Linked DNA regions of Mus musculus: region 1 is linked to region 2. A link is a contact called in ENCODE Hi-C or POLR2A ChIA-PET data. All regions are on one chromosome and are shown on one strand. The core of a region is the stretch at or near the end of the contact, and the rest is flanking DNA. Distances in the headings are between cores, read along the strand shown. Region 1 holds the start of 1700034P13Rik (RIKEN cDNA 1700034P13 gene). Region 2 holds the start of Mybl1 (myeloblastosis oncogene-like 1).

Region 1 (3,932 bases), core at 395-2,894, 47 kb after region 2:
TTCTGTTGAATAGTTCTTTCAGTTTTACTCATGTTTAATTCTTCCTTATGCAAAGTTTTTGTTTTCTGTCCAGTAAGAATAATTTTAGTTGGTAGCTGCGACTCCAATTCTTGTCCTTGCACATCTCCAACTCTCTGAGCATGAGCACCATCTATATTTACAGGAGTGTAATCGTCCGGATTTTTTTTTGCAGTCTGATGCAATATAGTGTGGACAACTTTCTGAACTAGGATCTCACTCCCAAATTCACCTGGAAAGTGCTTGGTAACAAGTTTCATTGCAACATCATAAACATTACTATTCAAAGATGGATCGCTTTCATACTGAAACCAATATACTGTTTCTCTGACTACTCTTCCTCCCCACTCCAAAGTGATAGGAAAAGCTTCTGGAAGATTGTCATACTCTTTACCTTCCCAAAAATGTTTGAATCCACAACCACATTTGCCACCAGTAGACCTAGAATTAGTTCTGTCTCCATCCAAATACACAATAGAGCCATCTCCTCTGACTCTTCGCACAGATGAGCCATGGCACCAATTACAAGCTGTTAGATTACTCAATCCATAGTCTGGTAGCAGAACATCTTTTACTGGATCATATGAACAAACCAAATTGTTTAAGGGAAAGCTGTAATTTTTGTCAGGCCTCAACTGCCCATGAGTACTTTTTGCCAAGTTATACAGTTTCCCTCCTGGAGCCAACCACTCAGAAGGGACATGAAGTTCAGAAAGGGCACCACAAAGCAAACACTTGTGAAGGCGATTGTCCATTACTGCCTTTTTAGCAGCTGCTGTAACTTCCTCAGGCTGAACTCCTATCACCCCAGTCCTTCTGTAGAAATACTGATGTACATCAGCAACCAAACTAGGATGGATACCATGTTTGTCCATAAAGACTTCTTCCATAGCAGCAACCAGCCTAAGTAAGTACTTATCCTGCAAACTTCTGTCTCCTCCAATAACACAGCCACCATCCTCCTCAAGCTTGATGTACTTTTTAATAAGGTCCTGAGGCACACCCCATGCTTTAGGTAACAAATTCATGGGTAGTTTGGGCAGGGCAGCCCCCTTTATGCCTACCAAGGGAATATAATGGTTTCTACCAGAGCTACTCCACGCAATACAGATTGGCTTGTTCAAATGACCATCTCTCCCAGTGCATTTCTCTGCAGGTATGAGGCCAGGTAGAAAGGTGGCTGAATAATCACCAGAGCTTCTCATGCCGCTGAGGGAATCTAAAAGAATTATGGGACGATGTAACACATTGGCAAGGCCGAATATGTGGATATTCCTCAGGCCTAAGGGGACACCTTCAGGTGGCACAAACAGAGGGTCACATTCATTGATAATGTCCTCCCACTCGGCAGCATCAATAAAGTCATGAAACAGGGCTTGATATCGGGCTAGGTGCTGCTGAAAGTGCTGCTTAAGATTCTCCCTCAGAGCATGCCAGAAGAGCTCTCGGCCTACTAGAGCCCTAGACACAGCATGCACTAGGCAGTGTCCATCCCCATCCACATGCACTGGGATGAGGCATTCTTGACTTTTATTAGCCCGTTTGATATCCTCGAGCGTGTCGTGCAAATACAGGAGGCTTCCGGAGCGGTCCTTGCCATAGCCCACTGTGTTGACGTGCTCTGGTTCGATGAGGAAGGCCCGGTCACCAAGTAACGCGCAATCGAACAGTTCGCCTTGGTTCATGTCCCGGAGAAGCTTGGCCCGGCCCGTTTGTTTGTCCATTCCATAGCGTGCCAATATTGGCGACAATAATTTGCAGTGGTAGTTGGAGAGGCCCATCACCTTTACCAGTTCCGTGTTCTTCTTGGGAGCCCCCGTCACTCCGAGTAGCGCGTTCCGCAGCAGATTGTGCAGCACTACGTCCGGGTCGGTCACCTCCTCCACTCCCAGCAGCTGTTGCTGCTCGTGCCGCTGTCCGCACTCGGTACACTCGATGCTGACAGAACCCGAGGCCGGGAAGAAGAGGCGCGCCTGGCACTTGGGATCCGGGCAACTCCCGGAAAGGATTCTTCGGTCCCTTCGTTTCGAAAGGCCCCCCGGAGAAGCCGCCGCCGCCAGAGACGACGAAGTCTGCGGAGCCTCAGGGGGAGGCGGCGGCGGCGGCAGCGGAGGAGGCGGCGGCGGCTGAGACATCGCTCTCGGCTCTCGCTCGGCGTCCCAAGCGACCCTCAAAGGCACATAGCCAGACCTCCGCCGGCCCGACGAGGTCTAGTCCAGGCCCAGGGCGAATGGCTTTCCTTTTCCTACCAGTTCCTCCTCCTCCTAGGCGAAGGCGGAAGCGCCGGACGTTGTTTCTCTTCTCACTTCTCCACTGCCTTAGCCGTTGCCCCGAACGTAACGGCCACCACCCCACCCCGCACTCACACTCACTCACTCTCGCTCTCTCCCTCAGACACAGACATACACGCCCTCACTGAGACTGCGCAGGCGTAGCTTCTGCTCTGCCCTCTGGGAACCAGAGTCTTCCGGCTCCTCTCTCGCGAAGGAGTGCTAGGCGCTTCCGTCCAGAAAGAACTTCAAATACCGTGATGCAAAGCGACTCGACGCACGCGGGGAGGAGGAAGAGGAAGGCACTCGGAAGGTGGGGGCAGAAAGGAAGTCGATGATTCGCGGAGCTTGTCGGTAGTTGTATTTTTAACTGGATCTCTTTTGTAGTTTGTCCCCCATTCTATGGCCCACGAGAAAGAGTCAGAGAAATCACATTCCTAGGCTGCTGTGGGTAGTGTCCCCCTGCACTTTCCCCTTGCGCAGAAAGGAGTGTGCTTGGGGAAAACAAAAGTGCAAAGGATTGGTGTGGAAGAGGGTCTAAAGTCCACCACCACTGCTAGGAAGTCCGGGTTAAAGGTCCTAAGAACATGGAAGGAGTTTTCTATGAGGCTACTTTTTTTTTTAAGTATATTAATTTTTCAAATACGATGTCATTTTTTTAAAATTACCACTTAGCTAGCAAGTGCCGTAACTGAGCTTCTATCTTATTCGTAGTTATAAGCTGGTAGGTTAATGATGAAAGGTCACAGTTTGAGAATTACTGATCGCCAACTTGTAAGAACACTTTTAAAGAAAACATCCTGTTATTATATTTGTCTTTTTGTATGTCTGTCTGTCTGTCTGTTTATTTGTTTATTTGTTTGTTTGTTTGTGTAGAATTCACTAAATAGACGAGGGTGGCCTCAAATCCACAGAGATCCACCTGCCTCTATCTCCTGAGTGATGGGACTAAAGATGTTTGCCACCAACCTGTCTTCTTTTTTAAGTGTTAAGGAAATTGCTTGTCATCAAATGTTTAAAAAATAAGTTTAAAAGAAAGTTAACGTTGTCTGTTAGCAGTTAGAGATCACAATTATTAAGGTTTTTCTATGCATATATAGTATACAGTTTTACTTTTTTAGCCCAGGCAGACCTCAAACTCCCTATAGTAGAGAATTGACCTTGAACTTTCTGTCTTCTGCCTCCACCTCCCAAATGCCAGGGTCAGAGGTACATACCACTACACCTAGGTTATGCAGTGTTAAGGGCTGAACTTGGAGCTTCATGCATGATAGGCAGGCATTCTACTAACTGAGATATAATCCCAGCCTGCATAATATATAGGAGATTTTCACTTCACTCTATTTTTTAGACTATAATATAATTATATGTCCCTTCCCATTCCTCCTTCCTAACCCTCATATATGCCCCTCCTTGCTCTCTTTCAAATTCGTGGTCTCAACTGATGCATTTTTCAAACTGTATGTGTGTGTGTGTGTGTGTGTGTGTGTGTGTGTAGATCTATAACTGTTCTTTGTGTTAAACACACTCTTTTCTCTGAAATTCAGGATAATTAGGCTCTATGTTTATTTCTGTCCACTTGACAGAAGTGGACAGAAGTTGAAGTTATCTGATTATTATTTTAATTAAAAGTAATGTAAAAAT
Region 2 (3,867 bases), core at 96-2,595:
TGTTCCACTTCAATGTTCAATCTATTCTGCAGCCACTTTATATAAAGTAATTATGTCATAATTAAATTTATGTTGATATCTGCAGAACCAACCTACATATAGAAGAATATATGAATAAAGCCAAGTATTTTATGCGTAGTTATTTTAAATCAAACTCTGCAATGAATGACTCTCAGTACTAAATTTCAGCTCAGGGAATATGACTCTTAGATTTTGAAGCTGTGTATCTAGATAAATGGAAATTCTGAGAAATACTTTTCAGGTTTCCTTAATACTGAAAATCGAGACACTAGATTTTTTTGTCATCTGATTATGCCACACAATTTAGGAGTAGCTATTACAATAGCATAAAATAAAAGTTAGGTGCATAAAGACATCCTAGCACATCTTTCTACAACAACAACATTGTGTCCTACTTGTTACAATGCCGATACAATCAGAATCAAACATGAATACTTGAGATACAAAGTAACTAAGACACATTGGTTTAGGATCAAGTTTACTCGATAGTAACAACGTAACAATGTCCTCAGAAGATACTAAGAAAAAGAAAAGCTCAGAAGAGCAGTGCGCACAAGGGAGATTTAGCGAATTCCCTTCTCAAGATTTCCCAGAACCGTGCCCGCCCAGGTTTGTCAAGGAGATCTGTTTTGATTTGGCACGATTAAGTCAGAGGAGAGAACCCCATTTCAAGTCATCCAGGCAAACACAACCGCTTCCCCTGGCGTGGCGTATCCCCTGACAGTGGGCAAACTTACCTGGCAAGAAACCTCCCTGAAAGTGGCTGTGAGAAGTTAGAAGTCTGGGCGTGAGCTGTGGGAGAATCCGTCAATGCAGCAACCTGAGCATTTGTTAGAGAGAGTCCTACACACAGTCGTCTAATAATGATGGAGTCTAATAATGATAGATGCTCTCAGGCCAGCGCGGCCGAAGCGGGTGTGGGACACCCACCGAACAGGAAAACCTATGCCCCCCAGGCTCGAGAGGGCCTAAGTGGGGACCAGCAGGAAAGGACAGAGAGCAAGAGTCGAGACAGGGCCGCTAGGCCGGGTCCGAGGGGATGGCACCCACCTGCGCGACCTCTTCGCCATCCTTCAAGTACCGCATAGGCGCGGGCTGGGCGGGGACGCGGGGTCAGCCTCCTCCAGCCTGGGGCCAATGCTCCCTCTCCGAGACCCACCCGCCGCTTCCCCAACTCCTTCCCTCAGGTGACCGAGAGCGGAAAGCAGGCCCGGTCAGGTCAGGGCCAGGCGGGACTGAGGGACAGAGGGGCGGACCAAGACCCACTGCTCCTAGCCGCGGCCGGGCCCGGCCAGGGATGCCCTGGACATGTCAGGAGGCGTGCTCCCGCCCGCCGCCGCCCCGCCCGCCGCCGCCGCCTCCGCCTCAGAGCTGCCGGCCCTGCGCCGCTCCGTCACGGGCGCCGACCCCCGCCCTCTCCCCGCAGCGAGCAGCACTGCAGCACTCGCAGCCTCCTGCAGGGTTTTGTCCGCACCGCCGAATCTCGCGCCCAGCCTCCCTCAAGAGCCGCCGTTTGAATCTGCGCACGCGGCCCCGAACCTCATTGGCTGGGGCGGCCGCGCGCAGGGGGGCGGGGGCGGGGCGGCGAGGGCGCGCGCGGCAGAGGGCGGGGCCGGCGGGGCTAGAAGCCAGGATTGGAACTCGCGGGAGTCCCGGAGCGCCGTGGAGCCGGGGGAGGGGCGGGGCGGGATGGGGGAGGCGCGAGGCCGGTTCACGGGCCGAGGTGACAGGACACGGAACGCGGGGTGAGCCACCCAGTGGGGCGCGGAGATTGCTGGGAAGGCGAGTTTCTGCGCCCCGGGTGTGTGCCGGAAGAGGCGCCGGGGCCGATCCAGCCGCCGCCACCTCCGGAGGGGTGCGGAGCGTGCCTCTGGGGCGGGGACAGTCGGGGTCCTGGGCAGGGGAGGACCTCGCGGGCGCTAGTTCGCGCTGTGAGTCTCGCCACTTAAGGGCGCGGTCATCTACTTAACCTTCTAGCCAGGAAACTTGCGCGGCCGTTATTTTCTTAAGCATGTGTGAGTTAGTTCTGCGCCGAAAGGACAAGGAAACTGGCCAAGACCCTGTTGTTGTGTCTTTTGTTTTCCCCAGAGATGAATAAAAGTGTGATAAGTGGGGAGTTGTTATCTCGAGGCTTGCGTGGAACGGGAAAAGGTTGATAGTGCTCCAGAAGCTCAACCTCGTACTCCGTCTACAAAGGGGGCGGGATGCTCTTCGCGGGGAACCCAGAGTCCCGGAGGTGCGCCTGAAAGCTGGAGTAACTGAAATCTTGCATAGGGGAAGGGGCCTCTTACAGTTGCAACTTCTCAACAGTTACACGGTTAAAGAAGCATACAAGGAGATTATTAACTACAGTAGCGATTAGACACGGCGAAGAGCCCAAATTTGCAAGACACCATGCTCTACTGCATAGAGTGATGAACCACAGATCAATGTTGTTACAAACTGACATTTTTTGCTATTTTGAAACTGTACGCATCGTCTTTTGCAAATCAGAGATACAGGTGCAAATACAAATCAAGATGAGCTTGCAATTCAAAACAACCAGGTAGATACACACTCGCTTTTAAAAAAAAAATAACTTCCTTTTTCTCAAGATATATTTTGGGAAGGAAAAGCACTTTTAAATTATTTTCTGAGTTCCATAGTAGCTTCTAAAGAGAGAGACTAATTTAGAAATTAATATTTTTGAGACAAGGTGTTGTTATGTACCCCAGGCTGATCTTGAACTCAGTATAGAGCCCAGACTTTCTTCATGATCTACCTTAGCTTCACCAGGGCTACATGATGGAATGCTCCTCCTAGTCTTCAAATGTCATTTGGAAGCATATTTACTCTTGGGTATGCATTGTTCCATTTTTATTCTAACAGGAAGCAAAACTGATATTCTTAGGTTATGATCAGCTTTATACAAACAACCGTTTTAGAACTTGAAGGTAAGTGCATCAGATTTTTAAGTAAAATTTATTCTCATTGTTTTATATAGGGAAACGTCCTCCCAAAGATAGTATTACAGAATACTTTGAGACAAGGTGGTGTTATGTACTCAAGGCTGACCAGATCTCCAGAGCGCCTACAGCAGATGATGGCAGATAAAGAAGAACACTTGAAGTTCTCTGGCCAGCTGGACTGCTTTATGTAGTGCTGAACAAGACTCTGATGTTGGGGGAGAGTTTTGTATGCTGTGTATTCAGATGCTGCTACTGTGCCCTGAGATCTGAGAGTTAGCATTGTCATTATTATTGAAGCATTTCCTGTGTATTGTTCCCCGCCACTTCTGATTGGTTGATGAAGAGCTGATCGGGCTATAATTGGGAGGAGAGTGAAGGTAGGACTTCCAATCCCATTGAGGGAGTCCCAGGTGGAGGTATCCAGACAAGAGAATGACCTTGTGGACACAGATGGAGAGGAGCAGCCAGGAGAGCCTAAAATGGCAAGTAATGGGTCATGTGGCTGTGTAGTAGGCAGCACAGTCGGTTAGAATAGATGGATATATACTCAGCTGTAGTACTTGAAACTTATTAATAAATATACCAGGTCCCTGTGTCATTATTTCAGAACAAGAGCAAGCATAGAAAAGCCCAGTACTTTTACAGTCTTACAGAGTAGAAGGCAAGGATCAACACCCAATGTTTTTATACTCTGACCTCCATATTTGAAGTGTAGCATATATGCATGCTCACATGAACTCACATACACACAATATAACATTCAGAGAGGTTTTACACTCTCAAAATTCAATGAGAGGAATAAAAACAATTAAAGTCTACAAAAGATGACTACTTTGCCAAAAACAAAAGATATAAAAGCGAGCTGAATGTGGTGGTTTACATTGTAATCCAGTAGTAT

Evidence for each region. Hi-C counts contacts between places; a loop is a spot of excess contacts on that map. ChIA-PET counts read pairs that join two places held with the same protein, here RNA polymerase II (POLR2A).
Region 1: a map of heart shows a loop between it and region 2 (4-fold over the local background). The contact joins the promoter of 1700034P13Rik here to the promoter of Mybl1 in region 2. A Hi-C loop is called at or near these places in 9 of 37 maps with a recorded cell type or tissue (T-helper 17 cell, gastrocnemius, heart and 2 more). POLR2A ChIA-PET finds 5 or more read pairs at or near these places in 4 of 5 experiments (Patski and embryonic stem cell).

Annotation. Positions count from the first base shown.
Region 1 is chr1:9,746,004-9,749,935 of GRCm38, forward strand. It overlaps 1700034P13Rik (RIKEN cDNA 1700034P13 gene), which reads left to right and starts at 1,645. Exons shown (of 4, transcript NR_040462.1): 1 at 1,645-2,601. Vcpip1 (valosin containing protein (p97)/p47 complex interacting protein 1) reads right to left here and starts at 2,379. Exons shown (of 3, transcript NM_173443.3): 1 at 1-2,379. The coding sequence starts at 2,153.
Region 2 is chr1:9,698,864-9,702,730 of GRCm38, forward strand. Mybl1 (myeloblastosis oncogene-like 1) reads right to left here and starts at 1,346. Exons shown (of 15, transcript NM_001290397.1): 1 at 1,072-1,346. The coding sequence starts at 1,091.